Linked DNA regions of Homo sapiens: regions 1, 2, 3, 5 and 6 are each linked to region 4. Evidence: chromatin loops called from intact Hi-C (ENCODE). Cell type or tissue: heart left ventricle. All regions are shown on one strand. Region 1 overlaps LUM (lumican). Region 2 overlaps LINC02823 (long intergenic non-protein coding RNA 2823). Region 3 overlaps LINC02823 (long intergenic non-protein coding RNA 2823). Region 4 overlaps EPYC (epiphycan). Region 5 overlaps DCN (decorin). Region 6 holds the start of LINC02823 (long intergenic non-protein coding RNA 2823).

The links. Hi-C counts contacts between places; a loop is a spot of excess contacts. Peaks named below come from ENCODE experiments on the same cell type or tissue, not always from the same donor. Only the 100,000 strongest peaks of a DNase experiment are listed, where the experiment ranks them.
Region 1: it touches region 4 in a loop (3-fold over the local background); 44 of 110 quality-filtered maps call a loop at or near these places.
Region 2: a loop joins it to region 4, with 4 times the contacts of the local background. A loop is called at or near these places in 55 of 110 quality-filtered maps.
Region 3: it touches region 4 in a loop (19-fold over the local background); 88 of 110 quality-filtered maps call a loop at or near these places.
Region 5: a loop joins it to region 4, with 3 times the contacts of the local background. A loop is called at or near these places in 20 of 110 quality-filtered maps.
Region 6: it touches region 4 in a loop (8-fold over the local background); 50 of 110 quality-filtered maps call a loop at or near these places.

Annotation. Positions count from the first base shown.
Region 1 is chr12:91,106,861-91,110,860 of GRCh38, forward strand. LUM (lumican) reads right to left here. Exons shown (of 3, transcript NM_002345.4): 2 at 1,258-2,140. The coding sequence starts at 2,119. Among named protein-coding and RNA genes, the nearest start is that of LUM, 2.6 kb to the right of the region's middle. In heart left ventricle, a CTCF peak has its summit at 2,369 (motif pointing left); DNase peaks (open chromatin) are centred at 1,131 and 2,371; H3K4me3 peaks cover 3,856 bases; H3K27ac peaks cover 3,507 bases.
Region 2 is chr12:91,330,454-91,334,453 of GRCh38, forward strand. All of the region lies in intron 1 of LINC02823 (long intergenic non-protein coding RNA 2823), which reads left to right. The region is part of intron 8 of LOC105369896 (a long non-coding RNA gene); the gene reads right to left. Among named protein-coding and RNA genes, the nearest start is that of LINC02823, 5.5 kb to the left of the region's middle. In heart left ventricle, a CTCF peak has its summit at 2,057 (motif pointing left); no DNase peak of the experiment used is centred here; H3K27ac peaks cover 268 bases.
Region 3 is chr12:91,353,133-91,357,132 of GRCh38, forward strand. The region is part of intron 2 of LINC02823 (long intergenic non-protein coding RNA 2823); the gene reads left to right. It overlaps LOC105369896 (a long non-coding RNA gene), which reads right to left. Exons shown (of 9, transcript XR_001749251.2): 8 at 1-103. Among named protein-coding and RNA genes, the nearest start is that of LINC02823, 28 kb to the left of the region's middle. In heart left ventricle, a CTCF peak has its summit at 2,457 (motif pointing left); a DNase peak (open chromatin) is centred at 2,439.
Region 4 is chr12:90,975,932-90,979,931 of GRCh38, forward strand. It overlaps EPYC (epiphycan), which reads right to left. Exons shown (of 7, transcript NM_004950.5): 3 at 2,157-2,331. Among named protein-coding and RNA genes, the nearest start is that of CCER1, 23 kb to the left of the region's middle. In heart left ventricle, a CTCF peak has its summit at 2,430 (motif pointing right); no DNase peak of the experiment used is centred here; H3K27ac peaks cover 1,368 bases.
Region 5 is chr12:91,176,641-91,180,640 of GRCh38, forward strand. DCN (decorin) reads right to left here. Exons shown (of 8, transcript NM_001920.5): 2 at 1,702-1,945. The coding sequence starts at 1,912. Among named protein-coding and RNA genes, the nearest start is that of DCN, 4.2 kb to the right of the region's middle. In heart left ventricle, a CTCF peak has its summit at 1,573; no DNase peak of the experiment used is centred here; H3K4me3 peaks cover 4,000 bases; H3K27ac peaks cover 4,000 bases.
Region 6 is chr12:91,324,474-91,328,473 of GRCh38, forward strand. LINC02823 (long intergenic non-protein coding RNA 2823) reads left to right here and starts at 2,453. Exons shown (of 4, transcript NR_183611.1): 1 at 2,453-2,747. All of the region lies in intron 8 of LOC105369896 (a long non-coding RNA gene), which reads right to left. In heart left ventricle, CTCF peaks have their summits at 2,165 (motif pointing left) and 2,364; no DNase peak of the experiment used is centred here; H3K4me3 peaks cover 1,239 bases; H3K27ac peaks cover 2,496 bases.

The sequences.
Region 1 (4,000 bases), 130 kb after region 4:
ATGTCAGGGAAGACCATGAGACTATATGGGGCCAGGCACAGTGGCTCACGCCTGTAATCCCAGTACTTTGGGAGGCCAAGGCAGATGGATCAGTTGAGGTCAGGATTTTAAGAACAGCCTGGTTAACATGGTGAAACCCCATCTCTACTAAAAACATAAAAATTAGCCTGGTGGTGGTGGTGGCCTGAGGTGGGAGAATCGCCTGAGCCTGGGGGGTGGAGGTTGCAATGAGCCGAGATTGCACCACCTCACTCCAGTCTGGGCGACAGAGTGAGACCCTGTCAAAAAAAAAAAGAAAGAAAGAAAGAAAGAAAACGAAAGAAAGAAAGAAGGAAAGAAAAAGAAAGAAAGAAAGAGAGAAAGAAGAAAGAAAGAAAGGAAAGAAAGAAAGAAAGAAAGAAAGAAAGAAAGAAAGAAAGAAAGAAAGAGAAAGAAAGAAAGAAAGAAAGAAAGAAAGAAAGAAAGAAAGAAAGAAAGAAAGAAAGGGAAAGAAAGGAAGGAAGAAAGAAAAAGAGAGAGAGAGGGAGGGAGGGAGGGACAATATGGGCTTCTTTGTGGCTATGGAGTTTGCCAACTGTGCCACTTTTGAACTCATTTCTTCCTCCCTCATCTAGATCTTGTCAAAAAATAAATGTAGGACACAAATCTAAGCCATAAAGGAGAAAATAATAAGAGATATATATGAGGAGGTAACACAGCAGGATGAGTTGGCCCGGAATTTTTAGTTTGAAGACTTACATATTAAATTCTGTGACCTTAATTGTTCCTTATCTGGATACACCAAAGAAAGGCTGGATATTGGATATATGATTGAGCTAGAATTATTCTTTGTTTGAAGTAGAGGGATATTTTGTGGACATTTTTTTTTTTTCCAAGACAGAATCTGGCTGTCTTGCCCAGGCTTGAGTACAGTGGCACGATCTCGGCTCACTGCAACCTCTATCTCCCAGGTTCAAGCAATTCTCCTGGCTCAGCCTCCTGAGTAGCTGGGATTACAGAAGTGCGACACCACGCCTGGCTAATTTTTGTATTTTTAGTAGAGATGGGGTTTCATCATGTTGGCCAGGCTGGTCTCAACTCCTGACCTGGTGATCCGCCCACTTCGGCCTCCCAAAATGCTGGATTTACAGGAATGAGCCACAGCGCCCGGGCGACATTTTGTTTTTTTAATGGAGCCAGATGCAATATCTGTGTTGTGCAGCCCAGGTATTTAAACACTTGAGCACACATCAAACACAGGAACAGCTTTTTACTTACTCTCAAGTTGATTGACCTCCAGGTAATAGTTTTCAAGGTTTTCATTGACAGTTGGTATGTTTTTAAGCTTGTTATAGGACAGATCCAGCTCAACCAGGGATGACACATTGAAAGAATTTCCAGGTATTCCACTATCAGCCAGTTCGTTGTGAGATAAACGCAGATACTGCAATGCATTAAAACGCTTGAAATACTCATCAGGGATGTTGCTGATCTTATTGTTGTCTAAGTAGAGAGTTAGAAGAGAGACAGGGAGACCAGAAGGCAGTCTGGCTATCTGATTGAAGCTCAAGTCAAGGTATTCGAGTGATTTAAGACCTTTAAAAGCAGCTGAAACAGCATCCTCTTTCAGCCGATTGTGCTGGAGATGGATGAAGGTCAGGTTTACCAATCCTTCAAAAGAGCCCAGCTTTGTGATCTTGTTATGAGTAAGCTGCAGATCCTCCAGAGATTTGGGAAGTGGGCCCACAGACTCTGTCAGGTTGTTGTGGTTTATATGCAGCTTCTTCAGTTGTTTCAATTTAGAGAAAACTCTCCCTTTTATCTTGGAGTTTTCTAGAAGGTTGTGATCTAGAATGAGCCACTGCAGATCAGTTACATTCTCAAAGGCCTTTTCATCAATATGGTCAATCTGGTTATTCCTAAGGTAAAGATACTTGATTCCAGGAGGCACCATTGGTACACTTTTCAATTTCAGCTCATCACAGTACATGGCACTTGGGTAGCTTTCAGGGCAGTTACATTCTGGTGCACAGTTTGGTGATGATTGCCCATAAATTGATAGGGGAAAATCATAATCATAGTACTGGCCACTGGTACCACCAATCAATGCCAGGAAGAGAGTAAATGCACTTAGACTCATTTTTGGCAAATGGTTTGAATCCTAAATAAAGATGAAACATTTATTAATTAAAAAAATATATACTTTCAAGAAAAAGACATTCAATTTGCAACATTAAATTCATTAGAAAATGTGCATTTTGTTATTTTATAGCTATTTTTAGTGCATCTAACAGCGTCTTTTAAATTTTTATTTAGGTATGAGGACAAAGGTGTATGTTTACAACTATGTAGTGAGCAGCTTTCAGGTTAGATTGCGTACACGTGCGCCCCCTTCTGGGCGAGCCCAGCCTAATTGTTCCAGTCAATCTCCAGGCTCTTCCTTAATGAAATGCCTTCCTGTAAGAGGTTTCTGGGTGGTGTTCATTGACCACCGAATTAGACTACTGCTTCAGATCATCTCTCAAAAAAAGAGAATGAGAAGACAGTTTTTAACTGTATACTCTACCCTACCATTCGACATCATTAAAATGACTCATGAAGAAGATCCTTACGGGAATATGGGCAACCTGAGGTTTTGCTTGTATGTGGGAGGGAAATGGAAGGCACATTCCTTTAAAAGTGTCTGGTTACTGTTGGTTCTGAGGAAGGAGAACAGAATTCTTGGTGCTGGTGTGCATGCATACTAGTTCATGTTGTGCTTAACATTCTACACTTTTTAAAGCACATTGCAAAACTGTGTTCTGGAACTAATATTTCATAAATTAGCTATTTACTAAACAAAATATTAGTAATATTTAATAATTGCTAATGTTTATCAGGAAAATGTCACACATTCTGAAGGTTTCTCTTTCTGGAAAGAGATTCAACAGGTAGAGAAAGATAGTATTTTCCAAGTTTTCAATTAGAGTTATAGTCTCTCTCAATTACTCACAAGTTCTCTACTTTCTTCATGCCAAAATCGAAGATGCCATGGTTTGCATATCTGGCTTTTAGTGGCCTCACAGAATGGAGGTGGGAGAGAGGTGTGATGTTTTTAAAGTTTGGATTTAATACTGGTGTTAGAACTATCTAGTAAATTATTCAATTGAGAATATGAATTTGAAATAATGTGTAACAGTTATCTTCTCATAGGAACATGTTTCTAAGGTGAGGCTCAAAAAAGTACATTTCAATGTCTTAGGTGCAGCAATTTAGATATGGGAAAATTGGAATATAAGAGTTAGACTTTTATAGAGTGAACAGTTGTGGCTGAGGCAAAGTTGGTAGCCCTGGGAGATAAATCATTAATGTGACGAAAGATCTACATTCTAATAGATAACTGAGAATATTATATCTTTCTATGAAAGTATGATTACAAGCTTTTGGATCAAAGTAGTTTGGGATAAGCAGGATCTTTGGGGTTAGAAACTGAAAACGTCTTTTATTTGTTTTAATTTGAAATTGTAAGGCACTTTATTTCAGATCAGATGGAACGTTATAAAACAGCTTTTAGAAATACTTTGATTGCTGACATAAGGTAACATGTAGCCAGATTCTCAGTAAATTACTCTCTAAGATTTTAATGGGGGCATTTAATTTTGCTGACAGAACTTGGCCATAATAATAATTGCATAGCACTAAAAAGAACGTGATGACATATTCCCAGAGTTATTTTAAGTTATAGAATGTAAATACTGTAAAGATTTGTCTTGCTTTATTAATAAGCTATTTTAAATTTACTATACACCAAAATATGGCAACTATAATGTGAGTATTAAATAGTAATGAAAAATGCTTCCATATTTTTTGGCAAAGTAAAAACAAGGATGCTGAATTGAATGAGAGTTTGCAACCATATAATGACTCCACTATGAGGCAAAATCACACTGTACTACCCTCAGTTTTTTCAAATACCTGTGGCTATAGAGAAAATGCTGTTTTCAAAAACGAAATCATTTCCCAGAACTTTTTAAAAAACTCG
Region 2 (4,000 bases), 350 kb after region 4:
GAAGAGGATGATACCCCTATAGCTGTGGGGTGTTTCACTGTTTTATAAGGGACTGAACTCATTTGAAATTGGCAGCTGAAGGAAGTCATTATTCTCAACTCAGAAAAGCCCAGAAACAAGTCCAGGCTGGTAATAAACAAAGCTATCTTCAATGTTCATGCCTCAGAAGTAGATTTTCTCAAAAGACACTGTATCTAATGTTGTATTTGTAGTTTTTTATTTTATTTCATAAAGAGAGCCTCAATATTTATAGCTTCAAGCCATATAAACTGAATTTGCCCCTACCTGTGCTACTTCTTTTTATTTTGTTTTGTTCATTGCACTATATTTTGAGGCCATTACTTTTAGGAACAGTCTTCAAAGTGTACAAACCAGTGGTTCTCAACTATCCTGTTCATAATAGTTGTATGGAGGGATTCTATTAAATGTGAACCCCAAGTTTCCACACTAAGGAGCTTCTGTTTCAGTAGTCTAGTTTGTAGCTTTCAGAATGAATATGTGTGTGTGTGTGTGTGTGTGTGTGTGTGTGTTTGTTTGTTTTATTCCTGTCTTTAGATCATACACTGAATATCAAATACAAAACAAATTTTTTAAAATTTAAGAGAGCTTTAGAATCTATCTGCTATTGTTGTTCTTCATTTTAAGATAAGCTGAAGTTTTTTTTTCTGTTATGTTGGGTGGCTCTCTATTCTGAAATGATGGCAGCTGCAGGGGGTTCGGGATAGGGTAGAAGGCTCAGTTTGGTTAAGCACTTTCTTTCAAAGTGGTTCTGTAAGCAGATATTTGGAAGTATTAATCTTACTCCTTATTGACCTTGCCATTGATATGGCTGGTCATTTAGAATAGTGGATATTAAACTTCAGTTCCAATCCTAAGAGACTACAATAAAAAATGTTGAAGTCATATAGATTGGGCCCAAAATAAAATATAAACAGTCCCCACATCTCCGTGTTGTAGACTTTGATATACAGCACTTTTAATTATATTGCCAACTCACTCTATTTCTTTTTAACCTCTGTTCCTTCCAGAGGACCCCTAATTCCTGCCAACCACCTGACTCTACCTCATTCCAACAGTTCCCAGACACCTGTCTCTCCCCTCCTCCATTCCATCTGCCGTAAAGCAGGCTCTGCAAAACAGTCATTAAAATCTTTAGAGATGCCATCTGCTGCCTAGTATTGTCTATGAATCATTTGAGGTTATAAATATTACATTTGCATTGTGTGGCCTGGGACCTCTGAAAAACTGACTCAACTAATTTAACATCATAATTATCATCATGGCCTAGAGGACTACAATATCCAAATAGTATTTCACTGGTAAGAGCGATGGCTTTTTAAAAGAGTGAAATAGACTCTTTCCTTATCATCCAATGAAACCTATCATCCAATGAAAACCATCATCCAATGAAACCCATCCCTGGATCAAAGATTCTGGAAGATACTACTGTCTTTAAGTTTTACTTAAACCAATTAAGAGCTAAAATGTAGCCAAGATTCAAAATAAATTATTTAGTGACATTGAAGATAGTTGAGTAGGAATATGGATAGATGAGTAATAGAAAATGCATAGTACATTGTAGGTTTAGTAGAAAGTGATTAAAGATAATCATTATATCATCTAGAAATTAAAGAAGCAAAAATAAACATTTTTGTCCATTCTTTTACTAAATAACAAAGATTTGTTTAGTCCCTCCATTTAGTACTATTATTTTTCTAATAATTATAAATTTAGAGTACATTTGATATAAATATTTAATTCTCAATATTAAATCATATTATCAAAAATACATATCAAAATTATTTACATAATTATATGAAGTTCTAAACTGCTTAAATGATTTAAAGGGTATGTATTTTGTATATATCTAATCATTTTCTTTCTTCTAAAATTATATATGAGTATGTAATTTTTTCAAAGAAGTTATTTTATAAAGTAAATCATAATAAGGTAATATAAATGCTTCCAAAATTAAAATACATGTTCCATATCACTTTCAACAACACAGTAGTATCTGTAATTAAATCCTGTAACTTGATAGAATAACCCTGCACCACCACCTGCTGTTGGAAACAAAAAATTTAATTTCATATATTCAACTTATAGCTATGTATAAGCTTGGTGCTAGGTATAAATCTTGGCGCTAGGTATAAATCTTCATGGGGATAAAGTAACATTATCATTATTATGGCTTTTATGGATTTTAAGGCTTCTTCATAATTTCTTGAGCATGTGTGTAGATTTTTAAGTATACTGATTCTACAAAGGAGGAAAGCAAGAAGTGGAACAAAACAAGTAAAGCCAAATAAAATAAATAAACACTTGCAATTTGAGTACTCTGCTGCACTTTGGGAAGAAGAGAACTTCATTTTTCTGCCACAGAATCTCTACAGTTTTTATTCTTAATAATTTCATATACTATCATTATTATTCCTGTGTATATTTATCACTGTTAACAGATATATTATCAATGTTTAATGCAAACGGAAAAAATGGCCTTTTCCATTAGGACAAACCTGTATTTGAATGCCAGCCCTTCTACTTGTTAGCTTCGAGCTCAGTCCGATTATTTAGCTTCTCTGAACACCAGGCAAAAGACTTTTTAAAAATTGAGATATACACATGGATCTTATAGGGTTTTATGAGATTTTTAAATATTATATGTAAAGTACCTGGGATACACATTAAGCACTGAATAAATGGCATCTCTGATTATGTTATTTTTATTCCATAATCTTTGTATGTGTCACTAAAATCTCAAATCTGGGAAGTTCAAATCTGATCAGACCATGGACAGATGTTAGAGAGATCATAAGAAGACATAAGAAATCTTATAGTTGAAATAAATATAAAGAGTGAGACTTGAGTCAGACACTCAACCAAACTTGATAAAAATACCAAATCTATAGTAAGTAAGCCTTACAGTTTCAGTCAACAATCCAACTGGGGATCATCTTGACAAGGAGGTTAGGGGAGGAGCACAGACAGTCCAAACATATGTTCATGAACATATGCAGATTCATCTGATGAAGGTCACCTTAGAAAGCTTGAGTCTCCCTCATAGACAAGCCTCTAACAGATTTTAAAGAATGGACTTTTATGTTTTCTGATATAAATTACTCATTAACTCTATAGAAAGCAGTAGTAGGCACATGTAATGATACATAAATAAAGTAGTGAGCAGGAACATCACTAAGGGAGTCTTTTATGAAAATCTAATTAAGTCAGAGAAATGAAATAAGACTATACATTTAGTACATATGAAATGAAGCAAAGGATAAATAAAAAAGAAAATAGATGGATGGACAGATAGATGAATGCAGAGACCTCAGAAAAGAAGTTTAGCAGGGTAGAAAGTAAAACTCTTCTTTACAATAAAATTCCAACTAACAAAGGTAGAACGAACGATAGAAATAGAAAAATCACTATTTGGAAACCATGCTAGTAATAATTATTTCAGGCAAGACTCATCAAAGAATTATTGCATAAAAGTATAGTGAGAAACAGGATGATTATATAATCTCAAAGTAGCTCACAACAAGATAGTTATTCATTACAAAGACAAAAATGGTAACTTTACATTAAAGAAAATTGGCTGACACCACCTTTACCAAATGGACAGTTAAATTACTGTTTCACTAAAGACAACATGCTGCACTGAGAAAAACACATCACTCCTGTTGTACTCCTGCCAAAAATACATGGCTTAAATCTAATAAGGAAACATCAGACAGACCCAAACTGAGGAACATTGTTCAAAATAACTGGTCTGTATTCTTTAAAAAAAAAGTAACTGTCATGAATGGCAAAGAAAAACTGACTGTTCTAGAGTAAAGGAAAATAAAAAGATATGAGAACTACAGGCAACATGGGATCCTGGATTGGTTTAGAATATTAGTGGTATAAATGGCTGAATTGGAATATGGCTTCTAAGTTAGACTGTAATGTTATTAATGTTAGTTTCTTGATTTTGTTTATTGTAATGTGGCTAAGTGACATA
Region 3 (4,000 bases), 380 kb after region 4:
GTTCTGATGATCAGGTTCTGATGAGGGCCCTTTTTCAGGTTGAAGCCTGGGGACTTCTCACTGTGTTCTCAGATGGTGGAAGGAACAAGAGAGCTCCTTGAGCCTATAAGGACACAAATTCCATTGATGTGCATTACCCTTGTCATCTCCCACAAAAGCAGGGATTTGGGGTCTGTTCTATTTAGTGATTTTTACTTGAGCATTGTGTGGAATATAGTAGATGCTTTCTAACTCTGTTGTATGTCAAAAATGAATCATTATCATTTTATGGATGACAACATTAAGGCATAGAGAGGTTAAGCACATTTCCCAAGACTGCTCATGAAATAAGTGGCAGGAGTGGGATTAGAAGCTAGTCAGTCTGTCTCCAGAGTTAAGGATTTCAACTTCTATGCCACATTGTCTCCACAGGGCTAGAGTTACCGTACTGGTAATATAGCCAGATTTATGTAGTGAGAACCAAACTGTGGGAAAAAAATCAATAAATATGATACTTCAAGCAATTATATAAATAACAGCTAAAACAAAAGAGAACTGAAATGAGAATGTGGCACCCTAGAACAGCTGACATGGGACAAAAATACCTTGGAACCCACACTCCGAGTCAAGAAAAAAATCAGCATTTATTTCAGAGCCTTGGTATATTATAAAATTATTTTATGTTTCAGTTAATCATACAGCAAATATATTCTAATGATGGCCAAAATTAATTATGCTCCTTGGTAGAAGTGATATAAACTTTTAAAAATAACTATTCTTTTCTGTTTGTTTTTACTTATTTTAAGTTTAGGGGTACATGTACAGGTTTGTTACATAGATAAACTTGTGTCATGAGGGTTTGTTGTACAGATTATTTCATTACCCAGGTATTACGCCTATTACCCATTTGTTATTTTTCATGATTCTCTCTCTTCTCCCACACTCCACTCTCTGAAAGGTCCCAGTGTGTGCTATTTCTAGCTGTGCACCCATGTGTTCTCATAACTTAGCTACCACTTATAAATGAGAACATGCAATATTTGGTTTTCTGTTCTTGTGTTAGTTTGCTAAAGATAATGGTCTCCGGCTCCATTAACATCCCTGCAAAAGACATGATCTCATTCTTCTTTATGGCTGCATAGTATTCTATGGTATATATGTGCCACATTTTCTTTATCCAGTCTATCATTGATGGGCATTTAGGTTGATTCCATGTCTCAACTACGTTTTAACAGAGACACAAACCAAGCCTTGATGAGGGATTCTTGTTATATCATTCTGAGAACGTGTCTCTTTGCCTTCTTTCTAGCCTCTGTATGGGTTGGAGGAGTCTTGCCTGTGAAATGTTTCCAAGAGTACAAGCCCAGTAGCAGCACTGGTTGCAAAAGAGGTAATAAAATGTTCAGGATTAGGGATCCCCAAGTGGGCCAGCTGAAGACCATACTGCCATGAGAGAATTGGTAGACAATGGATATTGTAAAACAAATCAGAAATCCTACTTTTTTCTTTTTCTGAACAAGTGGAAGTGAATTTCAGGGACCAAGGCAAGGAAGAAGCATTGTGCTCTGAAAGTGTCCTTGACTGCACTTCTGGTTATTGTCAGGAATATTATGTGTTATGTTTGCTGGCGTATGCCTTTCCTCTATCCTCAGTGTTCTTGCTTTTCCATTATTGTAAAACCAGGACTCAGTAATCTTAGTAATGGCAGTAATCTTAGTAAATGGTAGTAATCGTAGCAAATTGCCTTAACCTCTTTGAGCCTACTTTTCATTATCTGTAAAATAGGGCTACTAGCCCTTAATATGTAATGTTTTCATAAATATTTAATGAGTTGAAATTTAGAGTGCTATGCATATGCCGTGGCAATTAGCAATCAATAAATAACAAATAATAGTAGCCACTATTAATGCTATTTATCTGAGACCTAACACATGAGCTTGTCACACAATATGTGTTCATTAAACATATGTTACACATATGAGTCTGATTGTGAACTTTTACAGAAGACTGACTACCTCTTCCCTAGACCCCATCATATTGAGGTACTCCTAGTTGGTGCTTAGTGCATTTGTTCATGCTAAATATTTACAGGGATTCAACAGAGAACAAATCTGGTGTTGAAAGTATCGAAATTTAGAGTCTGATGAAGACGCAGTCTCCAATTTTTCTACCTGGTAAAGTTGCCCTGGTGTGGATATTATACTTTGTCTTCCGTCATGTAAATGAGCTTTCTTAGTCTGTTCACTAGCACTGGCCTCAAGTTGATGTCCCTCTTGCTTGATCTTAGGGATGGCTGGCATCTTGAAACATTTTCTCCATGCCAGTAGTCATATTTGAAAAAGGAGGTGGTGAGTTCTCAAATATGACAGAATGTCTATGTTTTAAAATTTGCTGAATATGGGAAATTGCCTTGGGCACGGCTTTCATTAGATGCTGGGGTTACAGACCTGGGTGCTGAGTTAAGCTGCATCGCCATCTCGTGGTCAGTTGATGTGGTGGCCAGAGACAGAGCGTTTAATGAGTATGTGAGTGAGCAGATTTCATATGCTAGAGTTGAAGGGAACTTGGGGGTCACCTTGTAGACCTCTCTTACTTGTACACAAGAAAAATGAATAGAAGAAAAGAAATGACCCAATCTTTTTGTTACAGAGGTTAATCACAGAATTGCCATCCCATTTAGTTGCTATTTCTCTCAACAGTGTGCAATATAGGATGTGTGTCTTTAGCTGAATACTTGAGTTTTCATGTAGTTGCATGACTTACTATGAACATGAACGCTCTTACTTTTAAAATGGGGCTGATATTATTGTTGTAAGTATCAGTTGAATGATGGAGTATGCAAAAGGACTTTATAAATAATTAATTATTGAAAGAAATCTAAATATTATGTTTTAAAATTTTTTTGGTGTGGAAACAGATGCCGTCTCATTCAAAGTTGCATCTGCAGTTGAAAGCCACTCACTTATTTATTCATAAGTTAACTTCCATGAGTATGTATTGGGCAGTTGCTATGTCATCACCACAGGAAGAAAGGACACAAAGAGTAAGAAAACACAGACTTAACTCTTAAATAAATTACAGTCTAATGATGAAGAAAACATTAATACAATGTGCAATGTGTTGTGATAACAGATATTAGAGTAGATCCCAGAGACTGGTGCCAACTTCAGTGCTTGCACATAAAAAGAGAGTGTTCAATTCTGTGAGTTGGGGTGGAGCAGGGTTGCAAAGACAGAATAAGCTTTATATAGGCAAAAATAAACTTGAGTTAAGTCTCAGGTAAATACCAGTAGTATGCCAGGGAAATAGGTGAGGGCAGTTGGGAAAAGGAAATTATGTATATGAAATGCTAAAACCCTGAAAAACAAAACTTTAAAAAGAACAATATTATCTTATAGTTATGAAAATATTTTAGTTCTGGACATATGTCTTAAGGAACTCATGGATCTCATTCCAAACAAATGACAAAATAATTTGGCTTGGGGCCAGTATTTCATAACATATAATAAAATTTGATATTTTTTGAAATTATGAAAACTAAGATAATTTTAAATTGTGGAATACGTTATACCATAAAGAGTCAATAGAAAATGATGAGAATCAAATGCTTTATGAAAGCTCATCTAGACTAATGGTTTTATCAATTTCTATATTACACACTCATCTTTTAGTTCCATGTATTAACAGCTGTTGGAGTTTTTTTCTATTTCCCTTTCATCATACCAGGTATTTGAAAGAAAACCTTAATGGCCTAAAAGTCATACTTTCTCATTTCAAATTCCTTCTAGTTTTCTTCACTATCCTCTGGCATTCAGAGAATTGCTTTGTAGACATATTGATTGACGGCCATCTATCCACACATCAGGCATTCTAAATGGCTCCCTTCTGGACTATCTCAGAAGAAGAAATATTCATTAGCCCTTCAAAACACAACACTGAGGACAACTCTGTCAAAGAAGATATTTCTACGCACAGCGAAAGTCAAAAATTACATTATTCCTGGGTATGTTTTCCTCTACCT
Region 4 (4,000 bases):
ATCACCTCTGTGTTACTGGACACATTTTATAGTATGTCAGAGTTTTAGTTTTCTTATTTTTAAAAATGGGTAATCAGTGCCTAGTACATAGTGTTTTGACTCTTCAAAAAGTTAATGTAGATAAAACAATTCAAGTGTCTGGCATATAGAAGGCATGGGATGAAAGGGCAACTTTTCATATTACTTATTGAAGAACAGTTAAAAACTCAAAGAGGCAAAGAGTAAAATGGTGGTTATCAGAGCCTCAGGAAATGGGGAGTTGTTCAAGGGGTATAAAATTTCAGTTATACAGGATGAACAAGTTCTAGAGGTCTGCTATATCATACTATTCATAGTTAACAATACTGTATTGTACACTAAAAATTTTGAGAGAAAAAAATGCATGAACTCCTTTATCAATAGAATTTTCATAACTAACACTATGTTTACTATGGGCCAGTAACTACATGTATTCATTTAATCCTGACAACACCTCTATAAGGTAAGTTCTATTATTTATTATCCCATTTTTTTAGATGAGAAAACTAAGGCACAGTAATATTGAATGCCTTACTCAAGACTATAAAAACCCCACAAGTCACAGTGCTGGGATTTGAATACATATGTTTTGGTTCCTCTGTCTGTCCAAGAAACTCTCAGTTTTGATTCCTGTACTTTGCTCTTAGTCATGCCTTAGGTAATATTGCTCCTCCCTCTCTTTTTGTCTCCCAATGTGTTCTGGACAGACTTTTCTCATAAGACCTGTAATACAGTGATATTGTTTGGCTGTGTCCCCACTCAAATCTCATCTTGAATTGTAGCTCCCATAATTCCCACATGTTGTGGGAGAGACCTAGTGGGAGATAACTGAATCATGGGGGCGGCTTCCCTCATACTGTTCTCATGGTAGTGAATAAGTCTCATGAGATCTGATGGTTTTATAAGGCGTTTCCCCTTTCACTTGGCTCTCTTTCTCTCTTTCCTGCTGCCATGTAAGATACGCCTTTTGCCTTTCACCATGATTTTGAGGCCTCCTCAGCCATGTGGAACTGTGAATCCATTAAACCTCTTTTTTCTCTATAAATTACCCAATCTTGGGTATGTCTTTATCAGCAGTATGAAAATGGATTAATACATACAGTATTGCCTCTAAATTTGTTTCTATGTCTATCTTCCTGTGCTAGGCAGAAATATTCATGAGAACGGTAGTTATTTGAAACTAAGTTTTGTGTCTACAGAACTTGGAATACAGAGACACTCTACATTCACTCAACCTTTGCAGGGGGAACTCTCTATTTTTTTCTATACTCCCTAACTATGCCATTCTCTGTGTATATAAAAGTATTCCAGTGTGAGTCCTCTTGAGTACCCCCAAGGTTGACAGTGACACATTTGAACAAGAAATACGGACATATTATAGAATTACATGTAGCACTAAGAATTCCTTCTCATTAACTAAAAGGCTCTGGTTTCATCTGCAGGCCATGCAACATGGTGTCTGATGTTGTGCAATATTTTCCTCTCTCTGTTGCTTCTTAGGATTGAGTGAGAAGAAGCCTGTTTTTAAATAAATAAACAGCCAAGAATCTGAACAGGCTGGCTTCAAACCTGCTATGTAACAGCTTTGTGATGTCTGGCAAGTTACTATCCCCTTTGAATTATGGTTTTCTCCATGATAATGAGAAGAGTAATATTAACACTCTGACAGGGAGGTTTTAATAATCCAATGAGATAATGTGAAGTGCTGAGCATATAGGCCACAGATAGTATATGCTCAATTAGTGCAAAATATTATTACTATTACCATCATCTTCATCCTCATCATCTCTTATCCCCTTGAACTGCTGTGGCCTAATCTCAGAGGCAAAGATTTTATCCTGCTCATCAATTACTCTCTGTTCTACAAATACATTCCACCACCAGGTTTCGAGTAATGATACACAATATTTTCATCCCAAATCTTTGGTTATTTGATCATTTTTATGAGACCGAAGCTGAATTATTAAAACTGCTTTATATTTGAATATAAAATCTATGTATAAATATGCTTCAAACCTAGCCTATTCCAAAACTTTTTTCTTGGGTCATGTCATGTGGTTTCCCTGTAGAGTTGAAGCTGTGCAGTTTTGAGGATGACAAAGTGGACTCAATTGTAATTCTGCTTTGAGGTACCTGACCTTCATTTGTGTGTGGCCCCAGAACCCCTGTGAATTCAGGCTCCTGGGGAGAAGAGCCATCAATCAGCCTGGGAGTAGATTCCTCCTCCTCTTCCTCTTCCTGGGCCTTCTCAGGCTGTGGGGGTGGAGTGAGGAGCTCTCTGTTCCCTGAAGGCATCACTGTGGCTATTTCAATCTGAAAAAAAAAAAAAAAAGAGAATTTCTTCAGGCCAACTTCTCAGTCACTCTGTGTGGCAGTGACACAAATTTAAAATGTACCCATATTTGCCACAAGAGGACACTCATGTTCTAAAGTTCAATAGTTTGACCATCCTGCTTGCTTGGAGGAACACACATGGTTCTAGTAACTGTTGTTTTTAATTAGTTTTGTTTCTCAAATCTTAGAAGTTGTTTCCAATGCCTTTTTTTTTTTGGTCTTCTTGTTCTTTAATATCGTATATGTTTGTTCATTTCATAGGTTTAAAAAAAAGCTCATTTATTGTTTTCTAATAATAAGTAGCATTATAAGAATGCATCAATGTTGTGAAAGCTTCACATTAATTCAGAAGTGTACAGAGTAAATTCAAAACTCCCCTTTACCATCCAGCTCTCATTCTACTCCCCTTGAAGGTAATAACTGAGCAGAAATTGATACATATTATCTTGTCCTTTCAATCCTTGATTTCCTAGGTTCAAATATTCTGTTCCTTACCAATGACTTATACTGTCTCTAATGGCATTTTACTGAAAAGTATCCTTTATACTAAAATAAAATATATAGTGACATAAAAACTATGATTTGATTGTGATATGCCATTTCTCATGTGTTTTCAATATTATTAAAATAACAAATATTGTAATGATATCTAGGTATGTTAAAATGGACTTCTTTGAGAACGTTGACACTAGGAGGCAGTTATAAAATTACAAAATTATTCAAAGGTTTTTTTTTATATTATATTTTAGATTACAACTGCTTTGCTCTTATCTAACTTGTACATTTTAAGTAATAGAATCATTGCTTTTAAGAATACTGTTTGGATTTAGGAGAAATCTTCTCTTTCAGATTTCTTCCCTTGTCTGAATGTCTATTTCTTTGTGGTACTTAGTAAATGTCTACTTCTCTGACGGTCTCGTAAGCTTGGGCTGAAAATTTGCTCCAGGCAATTGGGATGGCGACATCCAGGACCCACTTTTTGTGGCCCAGTGTCCTTGTGGTATCCCCAGAAATCCCAGACTTTCCCTTAACCACACCAATATGGCCTTTTGCTTTTTTCCACCCTTCTTTATTTGCTTTCATTAAGAAAGTAAAGAAACACATAAATTATTTCTGGATTACTTAATACCAAGTGATCTGCAAACTATTCCTTTCATCTATAACACAGGTATATTTTCAGACCAGGTATTTTCTAGGTGTTTGAGTAACCAAAAAATTTTAGGAATACACTTATGATTTAATATCACTTATAATAGATTTAAAAGCATTGCAAATCACAAATGAAAATTATTCTTTTTAAGGAACACTAAACTTTCTTTTATCAGTTTATATTTCTGAATTGTGCATCCTTCTGTGCTTCCATAGAGTCTCTCTATTTCAGCCTTTTCTGTGCTGTATTACATTGGTTCCATTTGTTTTCTGCATTTCCAAGCCTGCTGGATGGTAAAGTATGTCATGTCTTTTATCTGTGTACCTCTAGGCTGTAAGCATAATAGGCAATCAGCAAGTACTTATTGAAGTATAATTTTTTCCAACTTTGCTTGTCCAAAATATATCTAAGTCACAGCTCTATGTTTAGAGATTTTCTGAGACAAATCAGTGAATGTGCTAATACTTACTTTAAATTATTTAAAGCATGAAATCAAAA
Region 5 (4,000 bases), 200 kb after region 4:
ATATTTACGAAAAAATAAAACTTCACTAAAGTGACTGGCCAACTCTTCTTTCCTTAAAAATATCAACCCTTCATTTTTGATAATACATGTAGCGAGAGTAATAATAAATTCTTTTAACTTTTTCTCAGAGGCAAAGTGAAATTTAATTCGCATTACATTTTTTGGGAACTTCGCCATTTTAGTAACTTCAGAAAAGATTATCCTGTGTATATCCATCAAATGGTGATTTCTTTGTTCAGATTTTTTTCAACCCTGTTATTTTCCTGCCCAAGGCAATAATGCAGGTCATCTCTAGATGCTTATAAAATTTCTGAAGAGTAATCCAATCTCCCCTGTGGCAAATACACAATTCAAAAAGTAATAGTCACCACCACTAGAACATAAGATCCACAAGAACTAGGGCCATATTTGTCTTCCTCATCCTTTCTCCCCATGCCTAGAGCAGAGCTCATCCATGATGGGTTCCCGATATAGCTTCTGAATGACTGAACAAATAGATCCATTGGAATTATCCTGCGGCCTTTTGAAAGTCTTCATATAACATTTGTATTTGGGTTTTAAATAGCTATACAATATATGTGTTGAAGAAGCTATTTCAAGTGTTTTTCAGTCGTTACTACTGAATATACTTTATATTTTTTCTGGGTTCCTATAGGCAGTTTATTCCAATTGTAGAAGTTGCATTTTTCTTCTGCAAACTACTGCTAGAAAGCATGTTCTGAGTAAATATAGGACTTCTGAAAGAAGTGCCTGATCATAGTATGGAATTTCTTCCAGAAGGAAGTACACATGGCGGAATCATGATATAAAGATTTTTTTTTCTTTTCATCTCCAGTAAGAAAATACACCCCTTCAAAAGGAGGAATGTGAATGAGCTGCCATGTAAACTGAGTTCATTCCCCTTTGGCCCATCCACTGAGCTTCAATCTTTCTGGAGATTTATCTTCTAAGTGTAATGCTCTTGGAATTTCCAGACCAAATTTTTCTGAAAAGATGATAAATCAAACTGTCTTTAGGGTGTTAGGCTAAAGATATATGTAACACAATTATATTGAATATTTACACCATACCTTAGTGATAAATATTTCCTTTGAAACTTTCTAAAGAATATAAGCAGCTGGATTACAAAATGTCAAAAGTAAAGACAAAACTAAGACTCAGAGATTAAGGGAGTATTTTGATACTTGAAAGATAAGATTTTGTCATAAAATTTGATGTGTTTTGCTTTTGATAACTGATTATTTTACAATTTAGTAATGTTGAAACTCTGTTGTCTGGGCTAAGTGAATAGTAGAGAGACTGACCTGATTTTCTTAATATCTAATATTTTATAAAAGCATATTATAGAATTAAGATTAAACCATTACTCTGAAATTTTAGAACATAAGACTTTTTTAATTCAAAATTTTATTTTGTAGAAGAAGGGATATAAAGCTCAGAAATATTTTTAAAAATGATTTGTCCAAGATTGCAAAGTAATGGAGGAAAAAAGGAAGAGGGACAGAGAGGGAGAGAGAGAGAGAAAGAGAGAACAACAACGCTACTTTTCTTTCTATCCTGTTCTGCTTCCTTTACTCCTCATTAGGTGGCACTGTCTCTCAAATTTAGAGAGATTAAAACTGAAAATGCTAAACTCTCAGAGTTGCCATTCCCAAGAATAAAACAAGTAAGGTAGGTAAAGAGAAACTGCATCCCACTCACCCAAATCAGAACACTGGACCACTCGAAGATGGCATTGACAGCGGAAGGGGCACACTGGGCCTAGGGAGGGCTCGAAGTCGCGGTCATCAGGAACTTCTGGGCCTATCCCAGAAGCCTCATCTTCTAGCATAAAGTCAAATAAGCCTCTCTGTTGAAACGGTCCAGCCCAGGAAACTTGTGCAAGCAGAAGGAGGATGATAGTGGCCTTCATGATTTATCTCATGTATTTTCACAACCAGGGAACCTAGGAAACAAATGAGAGATTTAAGAAGAGTAGCACTGCCTAATCTGTGTGTCGTTTCTTATATAATATGCCACAATACAGTGAGCACAGAGAAAAGATGCAAAATAATATTTCATTTGTTATCAGGAAGCAGAGCATTAAAAATGTATTGAAAGACAATCAGGTACATTATAGTATCATTTGCACAGCTATTTACTTAGGATGAGAAATCTGAGTATTATTTAAATCTGCTTGTTTGAATTTTGGGTCTAAACTAAGATGATATACTATATATCCAAATCATTTGCAAAATTGTCATGGTAATAAATCATGTTGGGCTTTTCAATGCTCACTTAACACATGGTCAGATAAAATTATCTCTATCCACATAGGAGATCTCCAATTTCTGCTTCAGAAATATCTCTGGAAGCCAGTCACATCTCTCCATCCTACCACAATTATTTTGATCCAGGCCCTTCTCATCTCTCCCTAAACTACTACAAGAGCTTCTAATTCATCTCTGCCTTGCATATTTCCTCTATTTCAGTCCATCTTCCATTTTGCTGCCTGAGTCATCGTCTAAAAATTCAATTTTGTCTTATTAATTTCTACTATAAACCATTTATTAACTTCCTATGGCTTATCAATACTGTCCACAGTCCCTGTGCTGTATGTCAGACCACTCATAAATTGGTATGAATTAATAGCTCTAGCCACATTCCTTTTCATTGTCACTCCATTCCCAGTCCTCACCTGAACCCTGACAATCAAAGCTACTTGCCATGTAGAATACCGACCTTGCAAGAGAGTTGTAAAGATTAAATGAGATAGTGGGCTTCTCTTCTGTGTCCCCTGGCTCATCCAGGCAAGATGCTGCTTTCTCCCTCTTCTCTGCTCCCAAAGCACGTTGCTCTTACCTCTTTTAAAGAACTTATCACATTATATTGCAATTTGTTTTGCGTGCTTGGTCTGTCCCTCACTAGACGATGTACTCCTTCAGGGCGTGTCTTATTATTCCTTGTTCTGTACCCGGGCCTTGCACAATATTTTGCACACAAATGACTCAATTGACCATCACTTTATTGACAAGACGATTTATTCCATTTGTTCCAAGCAATCAGTCTGATTTTTTAAAACACAAAATTAGCTTTTTTTCAGTATCGAATTTCTGATATAAAAAAAGCAGATTGAAAACCTCAACTTGGTATAAGCAAGATCGGCTTTAAAAAATAAATCAATTTCCTAGTTTCTCAAACATTATGTTTAATAAGCTAATAAACACATATGGAAAATTCTGATTTTTATGTGATGTATATATGATCTCATTTTGCTAACAGGGCATTTTGTAAAAAAACAAGTATTGTTTTGATAAATGTATTCCATATTTATCCATTCATTCCACAAGCACGAATCTATGTTGTTAAATCAACTGAAGTGCACTAAATAAATCTGAGTGACAAAATCGTAATAAATCTGAATAACAAAAGTACTTGATTATATAGCAGCAAAGTCATTTGGGAGATGAAATATTTTTTAAATTGCATTGAAACCATTCTGATATCTCCAAAACATAGTAGATATTTAGTCCCATCATAGCAGATATTTAGTCCCATCATCTCTACCTTGAATTGTACACTTAGACGAATCCATATTAAAGCTGTACGTTCGTAAGTAGAATCTTACAGCTGTTTTGAGTCATTATCCAATTGTAGCATATTAAAAAAAAGAAGAAAGAAAGAAGGAAGGAAGAAAGAAAGAAAGAAGGAAGAAAGAAAAGGAAAGAAAGAAAGAGAAAAAGAAAGAAAGGAAGAAAGTGAAAGAAAGAGAGAGAGAGAGAGAAAGAAAGAAGAGAAGAGAAAAGAAAGATCTTTGTATGATCTAACCTTAAGGTATCTTCTGGGAATTTTTGCCTAGATTCTCTAGAGAAGAAACAAATGTTTTTCAGTTTCTTACATGTTTGTTCTTAGTTTATATTTACTACTGATATGTGTCTAAGGCAGCACATGTTGAATACAGGCTTGTGGCTTTTCATTTAACAAAATATCATAAAGATTATTATTCACACTGCCACTTTAA
Region 6 (4,000 bases), 350 kb after region 4:
TTCTAGCTTCTTTTTCTTTTTTTTATTTTATTATTATTATACTTTAAGTTTTAGGGTACATGTGCACAATGTGCAGGTTAGTTACATATGTATACATGTGTGTGTAGCACTTTTATTGATTGATGGATTGTTTCTTTTTGAGACAGAGTCTCACTCTGTCCCCAAGGCTGGAGTGCAATGGCGCAATCTCGACTCACTGCAACATCCGCCTCTCAGGTTCAAGCAATTCTCCTGCTTCAGTCTCCCAAGTAACTAGGATTGCAGGTGCACGCTGCCACACCCAGCTAATTTTTTTGTATTTTAGTAGAGGTGGGGTTTCAGCATTTTGCCCAGGCTGGTCTTGAACTTCTGAGCTCAGCAATCCACCCACCTCGGCCTCCCAAAGTGCTAGAATTACAGGGGTGAGCCACCACACCTGACCTGGAGTAGCACTTTTAATCTTCTTTAAGAACTTTTCTTTTGCATTCACAATTGGGCTAACTATTCGGCACAAGAGGCCTAGCTTTCAGCCTGTCTTGGCTTTCAACATGCCCTCCTCACTAAGCTTAATCATTTCTAGCTCTTGATTAAAAGTGAGAGACATGTGACTCTTCCTTTCACTTGATCATTTTAGAGGCCATTTTAGAGTTATTAGTTGGCCTAATTTCAATATTGTTGTGTCTCAGAAAATGGGGGGCCCAAGGAGAGGGAGATAAATTAAGGAGAGGAAGAAAGATGAAGGAAGGGTCAGTTGGTGGAGCTATCGTAACACACACAATATTTACTATTAAGTTCACTGTTTTATATGAGTGTGGTTCATGGCACTCCAAAATAATTACAACAGTAACATCAAAGATCACTGATCACAGTTCACCATAACAGAAATAACAAGTCTGAAATATTGTGAGAATCACCAAAATGGGACACAGAGACACGAAGTGAGCACATGTTGTTGGAAAATGGCACCAATAGACTTGCTCCATGCAGAGTTGCCACAAACTTTCAATTTGTGAAACATGCGATATCTGCAAAGCACAATAAAGTGAAGTACAATTATGCCTGTATATGTGCCCTGTTTAAATAGCAGCCACTAGCTACATGCAACTGCTAAGCACTTGAAATACGGCTAGTGCAATGGATGAACTAAATTTTTCATTTCATTTCATTTAAATTAGTTTAAAATTCAATGAAATACTCAAGTGGCCAATGGCTACTGCATTGGACAGCACAGATCTACAACTTAATGGCTAATGAATGACCATATTCATCTGTGGAGCAGAGGAGAGTGTCTAAAACAGCATAGTGACCAAAATAATACAAGCCTAAATAAAAAAGAATCATGATTTAAAAGACTACAATTTTCAAAACTATTAAGTCTTGCTTTCTGCAACTTGTGACTTAACACACCTCTTTGACAGATTCTTGTATTATTTCACCAGAAACAGAACAGAATTCAGTTGTGTTTCACTAAATACATGGCTTCATCTTTTGGGACTTGGTTTCCTCATCTGTAAAGTGAAGTGGTTGGACTTCGTTAGATCATATTTAAATTTTTCTTTCAGCTACAGAGTTTGGAAGCACATTTAAGTGAATTGCTGGGAAAAACTGTGTGTTTGATTTTAGGTCTCATCTGTGAATTCCTGTCTCATCATCAGAATCTCTCCAACATGTTTTCCTTTCCCTCTGTACTTCTGACTCCCTCTTATCTGCCCATAGTTCAAAAGATTTCTCCTGTCTGATAGATTTATCCTTCTGCATTTGTGCTGTCAAAGAGCTTTGTTTAGACAGAGTCCAGACATACTTGTGTGTTGCTTATGAATTCTAATTAAGAAGGACAACTCCACATGAGTCAAGGTTATCTTTAAAAAAATAGAACTTTAGTCTAAGATCAGAAAGGAAGAAAAACATTATAAAATAAACTTGGCAAAAAGAACTCCAAAGTTTAAACCAAACTAAGATGGGAAGCATAGGAAGCATGTTTTTCTTTCACAAAATCAGATTAATTCTTATTTGAAGGGTTCTTTGAGCATAAAGAAACTGCCATTGCAGAAATGCAGATTTCTGATGTGGCCACCTTGAGTTTGTTGAAGAAAAACAATTCTGAAAATTCACTCAGGTCCCTCTGGCTCCCCAGGTTCTTTGCACCCTGATAAAGAAAAAGATTACACATGCGCCACCTTTTGGAAAAAATGGGAATAGCAGCAAAGAGGTCAGATTCAAAGACCATTAGCTCTATTTCACCCTCAAAGGGAAAAACAAAAAGCCAAATATCATTTATTTTTATTATAATATTTAAAAGTTATATCCCCCAGAGGTTTATTAATCATGTGACATAGAACTATTAGTAAAGTCTGAATCAAAACTTGGATTTGGTTTTTCTCATTTTCAAAATGGTAATAAGTTGATTTTGCTTTAAAACAGTAAGTCTGAAATAACCACAAAATAGCAAAACACTGTCTCAAATCCTAATGTCACAGTTTTCATTTATCCTTGGTCATGGATATAGATCTACGGGGAAAATTAATTGTTTCTATTTATTCTATCCTAGTTACAATAATCCTTAACTTTAAGTATTGTACCTCCCTTTTTCTTAGTACTTAGAGTAGAAAACCAGAGAAGCAAATCCATTTATTTTACTAGAAAGAAAATTCTTACTTGTTTTATCTAGAACCATGAAAAAGAAGTGGTATCACAAATCTGCTTAGTTTTTTTGGACTTGAAGCGTAGAGTCGAAGGCTTTTGAGATTCCACAATGCTTGGGAGAAAATGTAAGTAAAATTACTGGTTACTATAGGTAAATACCTTTTACACATGTTAGGCATTAAGGCGTGCCCTCCAAAGTTATAATGACCACTGAGCAAAATATTCTGCAACTAAACAGTAGACAATGCTGACGTATAAAATGCTTCCAGGATGGAGAGGGGAGACAGCTGAATTTCATTTTAAACAGTACTGACATATCCACAAATCTGACTTAGAGATAGTTCTCACTAGACTTGCATATTGAAGTCACAATCATAAAACAATGCTCTTCATTTATTGTCTTTAAATTCTCATCTCTGTCTGAAGACCCTTTCAAACATAATAGAATAACAAAGCATAGAGGCAAATCTGAAAAATGACTGATAGCTTCTAAGTTTCTGAGTTCATTCTCCCAACATTATTTTGTTTATACAACTGACATGTATAAGAATTAAAGAGTTCTTAAAAATATTCAACTTGAGTCGTAATCCAAATCAGATTTTTCATTATTTCCTAAAAAAAGTGTTACAAAAGCTGCTGTGATTTTAAGTATAAAACGAACGCCACCCTTGTAAATAGCAGCCATAATGTTTTAAAAAATAATTCTCATTGAATATAAATGTACTGTGTTGACTTTTATATCACTCCTTTTCCCACTCTGTAAGTTTTAATGAAATTATTTTTCCTTAAAATAAATACATGAAAGATTGATTACTAAAACAGCATTATGTGTTTTATGTTCTGCCAACAGGGAGATGATAGAGTTGGGTTTAAATTCCTCAGCACGCCCTGCTGTGGTTGTCACTCATAGCTCTCCCTTTCCAAAAACCTCAAAATAGCTTATAATGCCACGTACTATATGTGGAGTAATAATTAGGCTTTCCAGGGTACTTTCTGTTGGACAATCCCTTTGGCACACACAAAAGCCATAAAATCCAGCTCTTCACACAAAGTTCTCCAGCTTTTTTTGAATGCTTTAAAGATCATAACTGTGATATCGCTTGACAACTTGGCATGGTGAAAGCTGACTAATGGGCACTTTTGAGTATGGAGTTTTATGCTTTTTCTTTTCTTCTTTTGGGGACATCTACCAGGATTTGAGAATCAAATTGATAGGATAAACCTACAATGTACAGTCCTTGAACCCTGAAAATTAATTAAAGGCAGACATGTTAAAGGTTTTAAGTTAAAACTGATTTTTGCAAAAGGAATTTGGGTCTTCAAATGAAAAGAAAACATAAAGACCTTCCAAAGAAACTTAACATTTTAAATGAGCTTC